Regions from separate parts of the Mus musculus genome. Here regions 1 and 2 are each linked to region 3. Evidence: chromatin loops called from intact Hi-C (ENCODE). Cell type or tissue: left cerebral cortex. All regions are shown on one strand. Each heading gives the region's core, and the rest is flanking DNA. Links, peaks and the distances in the headings are about the cores only.

Region 1 (6,263 bases), core at 636-5,635, 120 kb after region 3:
AGAGGGCATACATGCCCTAATCCCTAACCCAGAAGCTCACAAGGGAAAAACTTATTTTCCCCAACTGAGTCTCACTGTGTATACAAACCAGACTTAATATCAGGACGCATGCCTAGCAGTACATGACCAACACAGAATGAATTCAATGGTATAATTTTTTTCATTGTCCAATAATTCTTTGTCTGGGCATTAAAAAAAAACAACCAACCTTACAGTTTTTTTCTCATCTATTATGTTTTCCAATCTTGTATTTTTATGGGGTTTCTGTGTGTGCAAGTGTGTGTGTGTGTGTGTGTGTGTGTGTGTGTGTTTACATCTGTGTCTATTTTTTCTTTGGCTTTGTTTTTTTCTGTTTGGTTTGCTCCATTTCGGTTTGTTTGTTTCTATCTTTTCTTCTTTGATTTTATTTTTTGATGCCTGTTTGTTTTCTGATGTCAGGGAGAAAGAAAGCGGTTTGGAAGAGAGTGGATTCGGATGGGTAGAGAGGTGGGGAGCATCTGGGAGAAACTGGGGGACAGGGAACTGTAACCACAATATATTGTATGAAAAAAATCCATTTTTAACTTTAAAATTAAAAAATTTAATTAATTTAAAAAAGAAAATTTGAAAGAAAGAAAAAACAAAACGTAGAACTCTATGATGGGTATACACTCTCAGATAGCCACTCAAAGTAAGTTAACACTACAAAAAGATGCTCTCATACTCATGTTTACTGTTCTCACGAACAGCTTAGACAACAAACAACAGATAAATGAATAAAGAAAATGTGCATGCAATGAACACTCAGTGATACATGTTCAGCCATAAAGAAAAATGAAATCCTGACATTTGCAGGCAAACAGATGCAAATGGAGCTCAAAATATGTTCATATGTTTGAAGGCTTAGTCAGAGAGAAGCACTACTTGAGGAGGGTTAGGAGGTGTGGCCTTGTTGAAGGAAGTGTGTCACTGTGGGGAGGACTTTGGAGTTTCAAAGGTCACTCCAGGCCCAGTTGCTTTCTCTTCCAGCTGCCTGCAGATCCAGATGTAGAGCTTTCAGCTACCTCTTCAGCACCATGTCTGCCTGCATGCCTCCATACTCCCCACCATGACATAATGGACTGGACCTCTGAAACTATAAGCCAGCCCTGAGTAAATGTTTTCTTTTTTTTAATAAGAGTTGCTGTGGTCATGGCTTCTTTTCACAGCAATAGTACATAGACCAAGACACAACATTCCCTGAGTCCTGGGTCCTCCTGCCTCCACTTCCTTAGCGCTGTAGTTACAGCATTGGTCACCACACTCTATTTCCATGGTTCTGAGAAAGGAGCCCAGGGTTCTGTGCATGCTAGCAAGCCTCTGCCAACTGAGCTATAGTCACAGAAATTGTTATGTTAAGGCTCTGCATGTGTGTGTGTGTAACTCATGAAAGTAGAAAAGAAACCATGAAAGTGGAAAAAGGAGAGGGCAATAGAATTCAAGGGATGTGAAAGCCGAAGAGAGGATTGCATGGACTGAGGGGAGGATCAGCAGGAGGAATGGAGGAGGGCAAGGGGGACAGGAATAAATAAAATGGAAAAAAAAAGTATAATGGTGTGTGTTTTTGTGAAAATGCCAGAATGAAAGCTATTATTATTATTATTATTATTATTAAAATAAACTCTTTTAAATAAGCACATTTACATCTTGTGTTAATCTACTGAGTGTAAAGTCTTGCAGAGTAGAGTGGTGGCACATGCCTTTAGTTCCAGCACTTGGGGAGGCAGAGGCAGGCAGATCTTTATGAGTTTGAGGCCAGATTGGGCTACAGAGTGAGTTCCAGGACAACTAGAGCTACACAAAGAAACACTGCCTCAAAATAAACGAATAAACAAACAAACACACAAACACAAGACAAGTCCTGTCTTTTCGCCCAGTCTCAGGCACAGCTTCAAACAGTGGTTTGGATAAGTGCAGGACCATGCCAGCTCAGGGAGCTCAGACTGTGGCTGTATTCACACTGCCTAGGGATAGGTCACTCTGAATGGTCAGGTAGTCTGGATAACTGCTTGGTTTTATAGGTGCTGGGCAGGATGGTCAGGGGTCTGTGGGATGGCAGGTTGGGCAGACTCTGTGCTTCCCTCTCTGACGGCCCTGTCAGGGTGCTGCCCAGGACTAGTGCCACAGCTGAGCCCATGGCTATATGCTTGTGGCTGTGGAAGGTAACTGATCAATAAGGCCTGGTTGTCCTGGGATGCCGTTGATAGCAGTGAATGCCCAGAGGGGTGATCTGAGCTTCTGGCTATTCCTCAAGGCCTGACAGCACAGGTGAGACCAGAAGCAGCAAAGAAAGAAGCATTGACTGTAAAAGACAGTCTGTGTGGGGAAACCAATTACTATGCTTGCTTAAAAAGAATACAAAGGCTGGAGAGATGGCTGTGCAGTTAAGGGCACATGTTGAACTTGCAGGAGACCTGACTTCCTTTCTCAGCACTCATATGGTGTCTCACAACCTTCTGTAACTCCAGTTCTCTGGGATCTAAGCCTTCTTCTGACCTCCATGGGCTATACATGCATGTAGACATACACACAAAACAAACACATACACATAAAGGCCCACTCCTCTGCCATGCAGTGCAGGGGGATGGAAGACACTCAGAGGCCTGCTCACTGCATGGATGGCCCTTGGGAGGAGACATTATAATGTGCAAGGATGTGGGAAAGAGATGGGAGAGAAAGAGAAGAAGTACTGTTCTATGAAGTACTATGAAGAGAGGCTGAACTGGAGAACAAGGGTGGAAAGGAGTAGCGTGTTGTGAGTAGCTTGCCATGCTACCTGAGGCCTTGCTGAAGCCCCACCCTGGGCTGCCAATGGGGGCCATGGGGCAGCAGGGGTCTGTGTCAATGTTAGTGGTTCATATTACCAACAGAGGCCACGAGTGCATCCCTGGTCAGGGTTGCCACCTGGGACCATGTTGATATCCAAGTGCCATGCAGAGTTGCACCTTGACTGGACAGCACAGTAGAGTTGGCCCTGATGCTGTGGACACAGATGAGTTGGCCTGAAGTCATGAGAGCAGGAGAGCTGTTTTGCCCCTTGTTAGCTGCAGCACTGGGTGAGCTAGCTAGGGCTATGCTAGAGAGCTCCTCCTAGTGGTGAGGGTGTGGGAGAGCTAGCACCCAGGTCCAGATCCAGGGCTTTAAGTTGGCCCACCCCAACATCTACTCCATCTATGAACTGCCAGAGACCATGAAGATCCTATAGATCCCCATGACACAAGGCAACAACAGGACATCTGAGAGGAGTCCTGGTGAGGTTCCAGTATTGATAGAGTAGCAGAAGCCAGAGACTCATTGCAGTGAACATTTGCAAGAAAAGATATGTGGACAAATCTGGGCATGGTGGCACAGCCAATTGATCTCAGCACAAGGAAGTAGATCAGGAGTTCAAGGCCAGCCTAGGCCACAGGAGATTCTGTTATAAATAAATAAATAAGTAAATAAATGAACAAACAAATAGTAAGAAGATCCTGGCTGTCAGGAACTGGCGGTGCGAACCTTTAATCTCAGCATTTGGGAGGCAACCTGCTCTACAGAGTGAGTTCCAGGACAGCCAAGGCTACGAAAGGGAATATTGTGGGACACACTGGTTCTGCAGATTCCATGATGAGATTTTTTTTAAATTTTGGGGTGGGGTAGGGTGGGAGGTTTCAGAGAATGGATATGAAGGGATGGGAAGATGAGGGAGATGATATGAAATTCACAAAGAATTAATTAAAAAGTTAAAATGAAATAACATAACATAAAACCACTCATTATGTTATCCCCCAGCCTCAGATAACAAGATGGCAGCCTTGGTGATCACTCTTGTTAAGCTCTCTGGGGGCCAGCTTGAGAAGTGCATGTTCATGGACACAAGTTACCAAGTTTGTGCTTATCTGTGACTCTGTCATCTTATCAGATTGTCTCTGGCATTTCTTGTCTCTTTTCACCTTCCTCTTCAGTGTCTCTTTTCCTTTAGAATGTGGTGGTGCACGCCTTTAATCCCAGCACTCGGGAGGCAGAGGCAGGCGGATTTCTGAGTTTGAGGCCAGCCTGGTCTACAGAGTGAGTTCCAGGACAGCCAGGGCTACACAGAGAAACCCTGCCTCGAAAAACAAAAAACAAAAAACAAAAACAAACAAACAAAAAAAAGTTGTTGTTTTATAAAGCATTTCTTTATATTTTACTAAATAACGTTTTCTTAAAAGTATACATTTCTGCAAAGCTTAGTAAAATTTTGTTGAGAGTTTTATGCATTTAAGGATGAGAGACATTCCTTCAGTGTCCCATCATTTCCTGACTTTCTAATCAAGAGTAAATTAAACTCATAAAATGCCCTTTCATGTACTTGATTCTATGAGGAACAAAACATCTAAGATCAAGTTTTCTGGATGATAGGGCACTCACAGCCCGACCCCGAGCTTCCTCTGTAGGGAGGGAAGTGGCTGGTTCTAACTCACATGTCATTAGCCTACAGGCTTTCCATTTCTTCTTAAGTCAATTTTAATGAATCGCCTATGAAAAGAATTGTTCTTTTGTCTCTGTTTTTCAATAACTTGGTGAAGCTCTCCATAATTTTTTGTGTTGTTTATTTAACATAAATTATACCAGTTTTTATTTTTTCATTTTTTAAAATTGTTCATTGTGCTTTTTCTCTTTTTTTTTTTAAGAACAGGATGATCAGAGATGTGTCTGTTAGTCTTCTAAGAAGAAGTTTTATTTCTCGATACTTTCTCTCATTACATTCGTTAACATATTCTTTGAGCTTATACTGTTATGTTTGTAATTGTGGTTGTTTGAATGAAAATGACCCCATAGACCCATAGGGAGTGGCACTATGAGGAGGTGTGGCCTTCTTGTCATAGGTGTGGCCTTATTAGAGGAAGTGTGTCACTCTGGGCGGGCTTTGAGCTTTCAAAAGTCCGCTCTAAGCCCACAGTGTCTTGCTCTTCTTGCTGCAAGCGAATCTCCATGTAGAACTCGCAGCTCCTTTAGCACCATGCTTGCCTGTGTGCTGCCATGCTTTCTGCCATGATGATAACAGACCAAACCTCTGAAACTGTAAGCCAGCCCCAATTAAATGTTTTCTTTATAAGAGTTGCCATGGCGGGTGGTGGTGGCGTACGCCTTTAATCCCAGCACTCGGGAGGCAGAGGCAGGCGGATTTCTGAGTTCGAGGCCAGCCTGGTCTACAGAGTGAGTTCCAGGACAGCTAGGGCTACATAGAGAAACCCTGTCTCAAAAAACAAAAAACAAACAAGCAAAAAAAAGAGTTGCCATGGTCATGGTGTCCCTTCATGGCAATAGAAACCCTAACTAAGTCATTTTGAGCTTTCTTCTGAGGTGATAGATACTTTAAATTTAATTAAAATTTAATTACCACAGAATGTGGTAATGTATCAATTAATCACATGCTACCTTATGAATATATACACTTAAACATGTATGTTTAAAAACTAATTCAATTAAAAAATATAACTATTGAGGGTTGTGCCTTTCCCCAAGGGTTCAGCAGTAACTGCATTGCAGGGATTTTAATATACAGAGAGTTTGATTATCTTTCAGCTTTTAATTTTTAAATGTTCTGACCTGCTACTACTTCTTTGATCAGTAAGATTTTTAGGAACTTTTTAACTTTTTGATTATTCCAGAAATTTCAGCATGCATCTTCCCTTATGCAAACAAGACTAAACTCTGCGAATATTTCTCCCTGCTGAACAATGACGTCACCTGCAAGTGATCTTACCAGTTGTTTGGATTGGTATTTTTACTCTATCTTATTTCTCTCCCCAAACTAGATTTCACTGCCTTTTAAAAAAAAAATAACCTCATCTACTAAGATTTACACACATTCAATATTCCGGCTGACATTTCAGCAGTTTCCTCAAAGATGATTATCCTCCTGCCTGAAGCTCATCTTTCAGATCTCAACATAGTAAATTCTCTTAATTCCTGTGCCTAAATGTGTAAGGCTTTCCCTTGTCTGTGTGTCTATATTTAGAATGAGTTGCTTGATTCTGCATAGTTTGCCAGAGCATGAAGTCAGCCCCAGACTTTTACACTGAGTTTATTGAGATATCACATGCCATAAAATGCACAGTTCAAATCACACAGCTTGAAAACTAAAGCCTAAAGCTGCAAACGTCCCACAGGCCTCTGCCAGCACAGAGTCTCCTCTCCTTCCTACCCTCCGTTCCCTAGGCAACACTGACCTGCCCGCTCTCTCAACCACATTAGCCCTCGACTTTCTGAAATTTTATATA
Region 2 (6,263 bases), core at 636-5,635, 510 kb after region 3:
GGCTGATTATGGGATGGATCCCCAGGAGGGGTGGTCTCTGGATAGTCCATCCTTTTGTCTTAGCTCCAAACTTTGTCTCTGTAACTCCTTTCATGGCTATTTTGTTCCCTATTAAACAACAACTTTTTAAAGATATTTTGTCGCCAGGCAGTGGTGGCACACGCCTTTAATCCCAGCACTTGGGAGGCAGAGGCAGGCGGATTTCTGAGTTGGTGGCCAGCCTGGTCTACAGAGTGAGTTCCAGGACAGCCAGGGCTACACAGAGAAATCCTGTCTCCAAAAACCAAAAACCAAAAAAAAAAAAAAAAAAAAAAAAAAAGGTATTTTGTTAAAATAACTATCAAAGTTTCCCAAACTGTTATAACCAACAATTCGATTCTGAAAATGGAAAAAAGTCCTCAGAACCTGAAGATAAAGTGACAGAATTCCTTTCAACACATACAACCAACCAGAAACTTCCAGGTTTAATTTTCAACAATCCAGTTCTGCACATTGTGCAGAGTCCAGCAGACATGAGACTCTGTATTTTATGCTACTATACTTCCATTTTAAAACGTGTACCTCAGCTCCCTGGATAACATCATCCACAGAAACCATGAGGCTATCCAACAGACTTTCAGTATCACCATTTATTATTTATAGCATTAAATGGGGGAAGTGGCTCTGATGTCACCAACCCTACCCAGTGGAATCACTGACTCAATAAGCGATTCACACTGGAGAAACTCTGACGAGGAAAACATCTTGCTAAGTTCAGCAGATCTTTCACCTTTTCTTAATACTGTGGAGCAGATACTAGTTGTTACTATATCAGTAGAGATACAAAGAAAACTATCAAGGTTTTCACAGGAAGAAGCCCTTTGTATGTTCATTTGCAGAGGCTGATTTCCTCCCCAACTCTCCTGGGCCCAGTTTGATTTCCCTCACGTTCAAACTGGCAGGTAATACCAGTCAGCCATACTTTATTTCTTCCGCCAATGAGCAAATCCTTCACTTTCCCAGACTCAGAGTCCTGTTTCCAAAAACCTTTCTAGCACCAAGTCTGAGGTCAGAAACGGGTTAGGGGTGTCCGGGGAGACCTGACCAGGCTGGCTACCAATGGTTCCTAACAGTACAGGGATCGCTGCTTATCCGTGGGCCAAGAAACCCCCCTCCCATTTTTTATTATTAAAATAAGAGAGGGTGGCAGTGATGAGCGCGACCTCTTCTCCCTCCCCTCTCATTTCCCAAATGATAAAAGTTATGGTTTCCCTTTCCTGGGGGATGGAATTCAAGAGTACCTAGGGCCTTGCTATACAAACATCCTTCACGGCAGGGTAGGAAACCCTTTGTCCAAGAAGCCTGACACCGCAGGGGCCCGGAAAATAGGCCCCTTATCCGGAACAGCCTCAGACTCGTAGGCACCCCCAACATCCCAGTCCAATGGGGCTATCCTGGCATCCATACAGCGGTAGCTTGGGGCGAGGGTGCTGAGACCCACCCCTACCACCCACCCCACCCCACCCCACCCCACCCCCCGCGCCTAGGTTATGGAGGCCGAAGCGGCTCCAACTGGTCTCGGACTCCCTTCCACCACCATCACCCTCAGCTTGAGCGAGGCTGGGAGGCGCGATGCAGGCCCGGCCAGAGGAATCCAGGGAAGGGAAAAAGAAATCCCCTTCTAAAAACAGAGTGTGATGGCAAGGCAAGAGTGAGCAGTGGCTCCGGCAGGAGCGAGGCTGGGGCGCCGGAGACTGGCCGGAGCCCGGCAAGGAGGGGGTTGGGGGAGCCGCGGGGAGTGGAGGCCGTGCCGGCCCAAGAGCGCGAAGCGTCAGCAACGAGCCATAGCAGGGGGGCGGCCGGGCCCAGGCGGCGGGGAACGAGGGCTGGCCTGGCGCGGACGCCGGGGTGGGCAGGCCCCCCGGCCGCCGGCCGGCCGGAAGAACTGAAGGCCAGTGGGCCGCACTCACCATGAGCTCGATGGTCTTGTCTTCAATCACCGAGTCGGGCTCCATGGCGGCCCCGGCGGCCCCGCCTCGCTCTCTCCGCTCAGCAGCGATCGGCCCGGGCGGAGGAGGCGGTGGCGGCGGCGGCGGTGGAGGCAGCTCTCGCACCCACTCTAGCTGCCAGCCCGCCCGGGCCGCCCGCAGCTCCGCCCTCACCCTCGGCCGACGCAGGACGCACAGCGAAGACTACAACTCCCGGCAGCCGCGGCGGCTCGCGCAGCTTTGTGGGAGCAAGAAGCCGCTTGGTCCAATCTGCCGGCTTCTGCCACCGGAGAGAGCACCTAGGGGAGCGCAGGGCTGTGAGTGCCGGACGTGCAGAGCTGGAGTATCTAGGGCTTGCTCGCGATAGGGCCTCGCGAGCGCCGCGACTACTTGTCCCAGAAATCCTCGCGCGCGAGGTCTTCTTCCGGTTGGTCGTTCCTGACTTCCTGGCAGCCCGTAGCCGCACGGACCTGGACGGAAACTCCGAGGCAACTCCTCACTTGTCGGAGATCTTTGCAGTGCGAGCGAGCGATCTCCGCACATGCGCAGTGGGTGTCTGCGGTGCCCACTAGTCGTCTAGGCTGCAGCGCTGCCGTTCCGTGTGTGTTGCATTTGGTAGGGACAGATGGTGGAGACAGGTGGGTCCCAGGTTGCACTAGGAAGTGTGGGAGGGGGCCCGCGAGGTCGAAGACACAATTAAAGGAAGATGGGCATCTAAGAGTTTGGAGACTGAGCTGGGAAAGCGGTGTGTGGAGATCTGCCACACTGACTGGGAGGAGCTGAGCCATGAGAAAGAAGCTATACATTTTGAAGACACTTTTTTTTTTTTCCGAGACAGGGTTTCTCTGTATACCTGGCTGTCCTGGAACTCACTTTGTAGACCAGGCTGTCCTCGAACTCAGAAATCTGCCTGCCTCCACCTCCTCAAAGGCGTGCGCCACCACCGCCCGGCCGAAGACACTTATTTTTAAGCATTCAGTTTCTACTAGTACTGCCCTAAGCACTGGGAATGACCGGAGAGACCTCTGTTCTTATTCAGCTTAATTCTAGTGGGAAGACAGCAGACATTGACTAAGAGTTAGAAATGATATGAAGAAACGCATCTAGAGACTTCAGAGAACCTCTAACTCCTTGTGACTTCCAAGTCTGTCAATACCCTCGAACCAAAAGCCCCCAGGAACACGCTGATAGTTGAACAAGGTGGGTTTTTTCCTAGCTGAAGTAGAAATGAACATACACCATGATGAAGCAGGGACGTCTCAGTAAGAGACCTTAGGTAATGTAGAAAAGGATTTGAAGGGGCTTTGGAGCAGATACTGCCGGGAAGTGGGGGTATAAGACTGGGCACCTCAGCCTTATCTATGGGAAGTTATATTAGATTAAAACTAATCCAGTAATTGTTGACAGCCTCTCCTGTTAGCCAGATTCAAGTGTTTAGTCTTGTAGCTGTGTTTCAGGGACTTGGACAATGTCCATGTTTTATCTGTGTTCACAAATGATTATGGGGTGGTCTTGTTTTTGTCTTGATCCATAAGCTAAGGCCACAGAATGGCCTTGTCTAATGTTGACGGACTGTTAAGTTGTTTATGTTTACAGGAGACCTGGCAGTCAGAGCTGTTATAAAGTGTCTCAAGGGCCTGGCTCATTGTACCCAGCCCACTTCACAGTAGCAGTGCCTGCTTGCCTGCTTCTCAAGTTTGTTTCAATTCTTTGCCCCTGTAAAGAGGATGACTTAGTACTCTAACGATTCCCAGGGAGCAAGGCATTACAGTAATCTGTATACATCCACATCACAGTGTAAATCCCCTGCAGATAGACTTTGAATCTTTATCTAGTGGCTTTCACCAAGAGATTGAAAGAAAAGCAACTGGGAAAAGCCCAGAATTGGAGTTACTGCCAATACCTTGCTGTCTGGTTTTCCCCAAACTCTCTTCCCTTTCTGGACTTGGGACAGTCAGAAGTGTAATGAGGAGGTTAGGTTAAATGACCTTTGTTTCAGTTACCTATTGTGACATAACCATCCATTCCAAGGCGTGGTGGCTTAGAATAACAATGGCTTATTATCTTATACAATTACGTAAATTAAGCAAGCTCATCTGGACCAATGTGATATATATATCAGCTGAGGTTACACATGGGGCCTCCCAAGCTTCTGGAGGGTGGCTCAAAAAAGGGCAAGAGCCATCAGCAGATGCTTATCAAGGTCTGACTGCCGCATCAGTCAAAGCAAGTCCAAGCCCATATCGAGTGTGGGAAGTTCTATGGATACTGAAAGACTAGTCTATTAGGCTTCACCAATGCAGCCAAGACCTTGAAAATGCCAGGACCTTTCATACACTATAGCATGTAGGGGCCACAGGATGAGTATGAACCTCCCATGTGTTTGTCTAGCCTAGACTACCACATTCCTTGTTTTAAAAATCTTCACATGTTGAGTGTGGTAGTACACGCCTTTAATCCTTGCACTCAGGAGGCAGAGGCAAGTGGAGCTCTGTGAATTGAAGGCCAACCTGATCTGCAAAAGGAGTTCTAGGACAGCCAGGGCAGTTAACCAGAGAGAAACCGTGTCACCAAAAAACAAAACAAAACAAACAACACACACACACACAAAAAAAAAACCCTCTGGCATATCCATAACCTGAAGGTCCTGGGTTCAACCCATAGCACTGCCAAAATTAATCAGTTAGAAGTTTCACACTTTTGGAGGACTAAAGAGATGGACTCAATGGCTAAGAGTGCTCCTGGAGACCTGAGTTCAATTCCCAGTACCCACACTAGGAAGCTCACAGCTGCCTGGAACTCCAGTTCTGGAAGAACTGATGCTCTCTGGTAGTCTCCGCAGGCACACCTGTGCACATACCTCAACACACACAGAGTTAAAAAATAAACCTTAAGGCCGGGTAGTGGTATCGCACGCCTTTACTCCCAGCACTTTTGAGGCAGAGGCAGGCAGATTTCTGAGTTTGAGGCCAGCCTGGTCTACAGAGGGAGTTCCAGGACAGCCAGAGATACACAGAGAAACCCTGTCTCGAAAAAAACAAACAAACAAATCTTAACTTTACATTTTAATTTTAATTTCTCTGACTTTTAGATCTATATGATGACAGTACTCAGTGGCTCAGCATCCTCTACCTTCCTTTCAGAAAGTGTCTCTATATAAGTAAGCTTCCACCATTCCCATTACTCCTTGAACTCAGTCCATTTTTTTTTTGCTGCTGTATTGAATATGTGAGAATAGATGACGTGTAAAGAAACTAAAGCTGGGCAGTGTCAGTGCACCCTTTAATCCTAGCACGTAGGAGACAGAAGTAGGCCAAGCTCTGTGAATTCAAGTGAGTTTCAAGATAGCCGAGGCTACACAGAGAAACTCTGTCTAAGGGGGGAAAGAAAGAAAAAGGAAACTGGTTTAGTTCATGGTAAGAGCAAGGTGCCAGCATCTGCTTGCCAGTGCCTTCCCTAGGTCATTGCAGGCAGTGGTCATCACATGGCAAGATGCTATAGCAAGCTAACCAGAGAAAGCTCACTCCATAGCCATGCAACTCCCTTATTAGCCCATTAATCTATGAAGGGGTTAAATGACTGATGAGAGTAAAATGACCTAACCCTCACAATGGGGACTCGTTTCAACCAAAGCTTTGGTGCCACATTCACACCATAGCAATCTGCATGCTTCTCATTTGAATGCTAAATCCCTGGGGATATCTGAGTTTGCAACCCCTGGCATCAAAAAAGCTCACAGTTTCCGTCCTTTAATTAAAATCATATGCCTCATGAAAAGAAAAAGAAAACTAAAATTATTGGCTTGGATTCCAAACGCTCAAAGAGATTTTTAAAAAGCATGTTTATGACAGAAGACTTACATAAGCTGAGCCAAGGCTGACCTCCTTGCTCTGACCTCTTAGAAAGAACCCGGGTGTGCAGGGATTCTTATTGCTTCAGGCTTGGTGCTAGCTGGTGATCAGATCTGATCATAGACAAAGGCCGAAGAAAGTCATAAGGCAGTTTCTGTCCAGAGCTTCAGACAGCTCTGGGCCAAGGTTTACAAGGCGTGCTGACAGTGAAGAGGTGTGGACCAATGACCCTCAACATGATGATGAGGTCTCGCTAGACATCGGAGTGTGGACCTCAGATGACCATGCCAGGAGGTGCATACCACACATAGTCAGATGTATTCATTTATCTGCAGTAACCTATATGTGTGCCTGTTAGCAGTTGGCTCCAAGCCCACACACCTTGCCGTCCTTTGAGATGCTGGAGCATGCAGACTGTGCTTAACTTCATGAGCAGAGATCACAG
Region 3 (6,263 bases), core at 733-5,732:
ATACAAGATGGTCCTGCCTGCTTGCTAACTTGTGAAAAATGTTTACATATAAGTGGGAAGTATGAAACAACTGCTTGGTTATGAAAAGGCAAAATACATGTCAGTTTTTTTTTTTTTTTTTTTTTTTTGGATCTTTCAAGACGGTTTCTCTAGCCCTGGCTATCCTGGAACTCACTTTGTAGACCAGGCTGGCCTCAGAAACCTGCCTGCCTCTGCCTCCCAAGTGCTGGGATTAAAGGCCACCACTGCCCAGTATCTCAAAGCTTATTAAGCTTTGCTAGGTAGCCCACTTGTGACTGAACTGTAATTTCTGTCTGCAGTGCAAGCTGTTGGTGTAAACTACTTGTGCAAGAACTACAGAGCTCAGTTAAAGCAGTTTTTGCTGGAGCACAGGCAGAGAAGTTATGCAAACTGAACAAGAGTAGCTTTATGTGGTGTTGTCAAAACATGCAAGTACCTTGATTTGGCTTAAGGAATCAAGTTTTTTTTTAGGTTTGGGACTTAGTGGGGTTTGGATTCTGGGAATAGGTTAAAATTGCAGGCTATCAACCAGTAGAATAGTTGAGTCTTAGAGACTTTAAAATTTGCTGGTTCAGTTAGAAGTACCTGGTTTGTTTTTGTTGTTGGTGGTGAGATTATTCTCCATGTAATAACCCTGGCTGTCCTGAATTTGTAGACCAGGCTGACCTGGAATTCAAATTTTCCTACCTCAGCTTGCCCAGTGCTGAGATGATGTGCATGCCACTATACCTGGCCAAGTACCTGTTTTAGTGGTCAAGCATGTCTAGTAGCAGCAGGTGACTCACTGGATTCACTGGAAGGGGCAAGAGTCCTGTGGAGCACTGTAGAGGGAGATTAAGAGGTGATTGTGATTTGTCAAAATTGATGCATTAAAATGAATGTAAACCTTTAAGAAAGAATGTTGTTGGCTACCTGGTTCCTTACTAAGGCCTGCCTGCCTGTTCTTCACTACTGTCCCTGGTAATGCCTGTCACCCAGAAACTTTCTCACTTGTCTCCCACACACATGAAATATTCCTACCTTTGGTCTTAGCTTCATGTTGCCAAGTTCTTTGGACTATCTGCCGTTAACTTTGTATTCTTCAGAACACTGGATAAAAAAAGGTCTAGTATCTCTTCATTGCTCTTGATAATCTGGAGATTTAGTGTGCATGTGGGGTGTGTGTACACACATGAGTTAAAATCTACATGTGGAAGTCAAAGAACAACTTGGTTAGATTATTTCCTGTCTTAACATGGGCTAAAGTTGAATCCTATGAACACATCTTATTGCCATCCCCCCACTGTTTTTTTTTTGGGGGGGGGGGCGTATCTTGTCTCAGGACTGGCAACATAATAGGACCACAAACAGCAGTGGAGTGAGTTTCAAGTTAGCACTTAGTGCCATTTTGAACATTTCAAAAGTCATTCAATATGTATATTAACGCTTAACTGGGCTTCAGGGTGTAATTGAAAAGTGACCTAATTTAAGTGACTGAACTCAACAGAGTTTTGATGATTCAACTCTAAGAAAAGGTTGGTTTCTACACAAAATTGAGAAATATGAAAAGATAGGGATTATAGCTATTAGTTTGCCTTTGTCTTTATAATGTGCCCCATCTCATTGTATGCTCAAGTCTTTTGGCAGGCAAGGAAGAACATTCAAGTCTAGGACTAACTATGCCACATGTGCAGGTACTCAAATACTCAACTGCTGAGCCAGCTCAGTAGCCCCTATCCCTTTTCTGAGACAGGGCCTATGTAGCACCCAGGTGGACCACTAGCTGGCTGAACCCAAGCATAAGCCTGAGCTGATCTGCAGCTTCTACCTGAGTGGCTGGGATCACATAGAGCTGAATGCTTCTATCCATTTTCTAGTGGGTGTTGGGAATTGAACTGTGAGTCTACCAAGCTACACCCCCCAGCACCAGAACTTTTGATTCTTGAATTAATGTCCTCAGACCACCAAATTTTTGGGACTGTCTTGTGTGATGACTGAGGTCATCAAACCACTGTAGGTGGGACAATAGTTACCCATTGTATTCAAAAGTAATGAAAAACTAATAAAGTGCAGATAGGAAAAAATTAATTTTAGCCAGAAGATACATGAAACATGTCAGCAGATACACGTGTGCCAGTCTGTAAAGCAAGACCACTTTTTGGTTCAGCCCTATTTGTGGTTTGTCATTTCACTCTATTGGTTGGTTGGTTCCAGAATTTAGGAAGTTACTAGTAACTTTGCAAGGCTAGTTCAGGCAGCCCAGACAATAAACATAAAATCAACTTCCTTTCATGCAACAATTCTCTCAACAACTCGATTTCGCAAAGGTTTTCAGGATTTGTTTTTAATACTGCCCCCTTAGCCTCAACTTTGAAAAAGAACTGAAAGTCGCTTACAGGGAGGTCTGGTCCTTGGAACAAATACTATGTTTCTATAACTTGAGAAATAACACCACCGAGCAGCACCTTCTTCACTTTGCTCCAGCGAACGGGGAATAACAACCACAGCTACGGACACAAGGCCTTTAAATCAAATAATCCGAATTCCTGAGTTTTGCATTTTGAGCTCGTTCTCTAGTTTCTTGCCCACTGTGACCTGTTTGTTTTAGCATCAGTCCAAAGCAGAACTTGGCTGACCCAGGCTCTAGACAGAATGAGGCAGGCCTCTGACAACAATATCTACATTTGGGGGTTAATGGAAGGACAGAAAAAGTTCAGGGTTGGTGATCAAGGGCAGGAAAACTAGCTGCTTAGATTGCGAACTGAAGAGGACCTGGAGTGAGCGCTGACCAGAGTCCTGGCTACTCCCAGGCATGTAGCCATTCAGGGGCGAGGTTACAGCGACATTTTTGAGCCGCTAGGTGGTAGCCGTGTGCTTCCAAAACCCGGGTCACCTAACTAGAGAACGCAGCTGGAATCCCTAGAACCGACCTTAGAGTCCCAGAGCGGGGGAAGGGAGAGAGACGCCCCTGAGACTTTGCCATCTCCTACGGCAAAACAGAAGAAGGCGTTACTTAGCGTAGTCATCCCACGGTGGTGGTTGTGGTGGTGGTGCGTGTGTCTGGGAAAAGCCACTATCTTGCGTGGCCTAAGGGTAAGGGTAAACACGACTCCTTTCAGTTGAGTCACCCCACCGGGCGGGCCTCGTCTGTCCTCCCCTTGCTTCCCAACTCTAGTGGATGTGAATATGAACAGCAAATGTGAGCATTCTTTGGGAACCCCGCCTGCTCCATTCGGCCAATATTAGCCTTGTGTCGGAGAGCTCCGACGGCTTCCAGCGCTCACCAGGTCCAGCTTCGTGGGTTCTGCCATGCTGAACGGCCAGTCCCATTGCCGACAGTATTGAGTGCCTCCCCTCCAACCCTGAGCCGCCAGAAGGAGGAGGCAGCGGAGAGGCCGCGGCAGGCAGGCGAGCAGGCAGGGCCGGCTTTGATGTGGGCGCGGCGCACCCAGCCGCGCTGAGCGCCCGTCCGGCCGCGCCCCGAGGGGGGAGCCCCCGGGCCCCGCATCCTCATTGTGCCGGCGCGGGCCCGGACCCGCCCCTGGCCCCCCGCCCCCTCGCCGCCCTCGCGTAGAAAACGCCCCGGCCGCCGCCAGCGGTGGGAGGCGGCGATGCGCACGGCCGGAGAGACACAGAGGAGGAGACATGAGCCGGCGGGCGCCCAGACGGAGCGGCCGTGACGCGTTCGCACTGCAGATGCGCGCCCCAGCCTCGGAGCGCTGACCCCGGCCCCGCTAGCCTCGCGTCCCGGTTGCGGCGCCTCTGCCGCAGCACCCGCCGTGCATGCTGCCCCTGGACTGAACCCGCAGCCCGCGTCTCGCGAACGTCCAGACGGCCCTCCCGTCCGCCCGCTTCAGTCCAGCTTCCCCGCACCGGCCGGGCTCCTCCCGCACCGCGTTCGCCCCACAGCCCCCGCGCCGGCTCGGAGGGCGCAGCGCTCCGGAGGAGCCGCGCGGGGCGCTGATGCCGCAGGGCGCGCCGCGGAGCGCCCCGGAGCAGCAGAGTCTGCAGAAGCAGCCGGCAAGGAGGGAGCAGCAGCAGCGGCGGCGGCGGCGGCGGCGGCGGCGGAGGCGCCCGGTCCCGGCCGCGCGGAGCGGACATGTGCAGGCTGGGCTAGGAGCCGCCGCCTCCCCCCCCGCCCCGCGATGTATTCAGCGCCCTCCGCCTGCACTTGCCTGTAAGCACCCGCCCGGGTCTGGCCACCCTGCCTGGATGCCTGTCCCTGTGCGTGTGTGGCTCTGTCTGTCTGTCCGCCCGACTTTCTGCTACGTGTCTGTCTGTCTATCTGTGCCCCTTCCTCGGATCTCACTGACCTCCTCTCCCTCTTTCTCCCGCAGGTGTTTACACTTTCTACTGCTGTGCTTCCAGGTTCAGGTACGTGGGCTCCTGAGAGTCGAGTCGTGTCTCTCCCCCACCCCCCTGCCAACCCCAGCGCGCTCTTCTTCGAGGTGCTGGCCGACCCCCCTTCCCGGGACCGCGCCCCCTCTCGGTGCCCCACCCCTCCTGGGCAACAAGCCCAGTGCACCTGTTCCCAGGGCGCAGAAGGGCGGCTTCGCGCGCGTCCTGCGCTGGCGGTATCAGGCCAAGGGCTAGGAGCTACTGCTTGAGCCAGTGCAGACTGTCGCGGCCTCGGTCAGCCTCGGTAGGGAAATCTCTCAGAGTCGGAGGGCTGACTCTGGCCCGAGTGATGTGTGGGACTCCAACCTCCGACCACAGCTGGCGAGGTAGGGACCTAGAGGTTTTTATGCCAACTGTCCCTTTACGGCTTGCTTGTCCCTGCAGACAAAAAGGTTGTTTTCAGCTAAGTGGATTTTGAGTCCAGAGAGAGAGAGCTTTAGTTGTAAATTACTCTGTGTGTGTGTGTGTGTGTGTGTGTGTGTGTGTGTGTGTGTGTGTGTGGAGAGAGAGAGAGAGAGAGAGAGAGAGAGAGAGAGAGAGAGAGAGAGAGAGAGTTCTCCCCATCCTGCTGCGCTCTGCTCCACATGTCCTTGCCCAAGGTGGTGCAGCCCAGGGCTTGTTCCCTGCCTGGTCCCCGTTCGCTCTCTGTGAATCAGAAAAGGGCTTGGCGCTCAGCCTGGAAAGCACTTGCTAAAATCTGATCTGTTACTTCAGCAGCTTTCAGACTCGGGAAGGTCTTGGCACACAGACAGTTGGAATGCTCTGGCTTCCAAAGCCGTGGAAATGAAGGAAAAGGGGGGGGGGGGTAGGGAGTCGACTTCAGCCCCGATTAGAACCAGACCAGGGCTGCCTCAGCATGGTGTGTGTGGGGCGGGGTGTGTGTGTGGGGGGGGGTGGCAATAAGAATAGGAAACACCAGCTGCCCAATACCTCCACCTACCTACAGCTACAAGGGAGGGGACCCAGAATAAACTGGACATAGGCCAAAAGAGGATTATCTGTCCCCTCCCCCTCTCCGTGAAAGGCAGGTGTCCTTGCAGGGCTAATGGGAAGATGCTTGGTTGTAGCCTTCTGAGTTCTGGAGATGCCTGGAGACAGCCCTGTGCACCAGCTAGAGGTGGTTCTCCCAGTTTTCTGGTACAAGGAAGTGTGTGTGTGTGTGTAGCTGAGGCCGTGGTTCCTAGTTCAATCTTCACTGTTCCTTGGGACAGACATGAAACTCAGTGCAAAACCAGTTGAGACTCTGGGCTGAAAGGATAGATGGATGGACAGACTGATGGCTCTTTCCTTCTATTGGCCAGGCTGGGGTCCCCAGTGACTTCTTGAATCAATACAACTGGAGTCAGTAACTTAACGCTGGCTGTTTGCCAAAGCAGATGTGACCCTATGTGGTGAGGGGGTGGGGGACAGGGTCGGGGAATGGTGGATGTTAAAGAAAAGGCCAGTTCCAGGCATGGGCTGCCTAGTCTGTCTGCAGCTGAATTCCCAAGCAGAGGGCAGGTTCCAGGGTCACTCCAGGGGTTCTGCTTGTCTGGCTGGGCTGAGCTTGGGCAGGAGCTGAGGAAATGGGTGTGGAGGCAGAAAGGAGCCTTTGGGTCTCGCTGCCCAATCCTGTGCATGATTGCTGCTCTTGGTTCTTCTTTAAGGAGGACCCTGGAGGGGCTGCCGGGTGGTCTTTGTGTTCTCTGATGGGAGTGTGAGGGAGGGAGTCTGGACTCTGCTTCCCACCTCCACCTCCTGGCCGGAACTAAGCCAGCATCTTTGAGAAAGATCTGGGTGGTCTGCTTGGGTTAGGTCAAGAGGCAGGATTCATGCAGGTGAGGGAGCCTCGTCTTTTCCATCCCCCCCCTCTTTTGCCCCTTTGT

What was found. A loop is a pair of places that touch in the nucleus more often than their neighbours do. Peaks named below come from ENCODE experiments on the same cell type or tissue, not always from the same donor. Only the 100,000 strongest peaks of a DNase experiment are listed, where the experiment ranks them.
Region 1: a loop joins it to region 3, with 6 times the contacts of the local background. A loop is called at or near these places in 12 of 42 quality-filtered maps.
Region 2: it touches region 3 in a loop (3-fold over the local background); 3 of 42 quality-filtered maps call a loop at or near these places.

The regions. Positions count from the first base shown.
Region 1 is chr11:33,025,954-33,032,216 of GRCm38, reverse strand. No RefSeq gene overlaps it. Among named protein-coding and RNA genes, the nearest start is that of Gm12111, 100 kb to the right of the region's middle. In left cerebral cortex, for the core only: a CTCF peak has its summit at 3,113 (motif pointing left); a DNase peak (open chromatin) is centred at 3,086.
Region 2 is chr11:32,638,622-32,644,884 of GRCm38, reverse strand. It overlaps Fbxw11 (F-box and WD-40 domain protein 11), which reads right to left and starts at 2,330. Exons shown (of 13, transcript NM_001271347.1): 1 at 1,950-2,330. The coding sequence starts at 1,994. In left cerebral cortex, for the core only: a CTCF peak has its summit at 2,541; DNase peaks (open chromatin) are centred at 719, 1,771 and 2,384; H3K4me3 peaks cover 2,511 bases; H3K27ac peaks cover 2,135 bases.
Region 3 is chr11:33,145,156-33,151,418 of GRCm38, reverse strand. Fgf18 (fibroblast growth factor 18) reads left to right here and starts at 4,019. Exons shown (of 5, transcript NM_008005.2): 1 at 4,019-4,177; 2 at 4,338-4,374. The coding sequence starts at 4,146. RefSeq lists an enhancer at 3,414-3,444 and promoters at 3,259-4,202, 752-4,202. In left cerebral cortex, for the core only: CTCF peaks have their summits at 2,858 and 3,942; DNase peaks (open chromatin) are centred at 4,033, 4,155, 4,686, 5,083 and 2 more places; H3K4me3 peaks cover 1,828 bases; H3K27ac peaks cover 224 bases.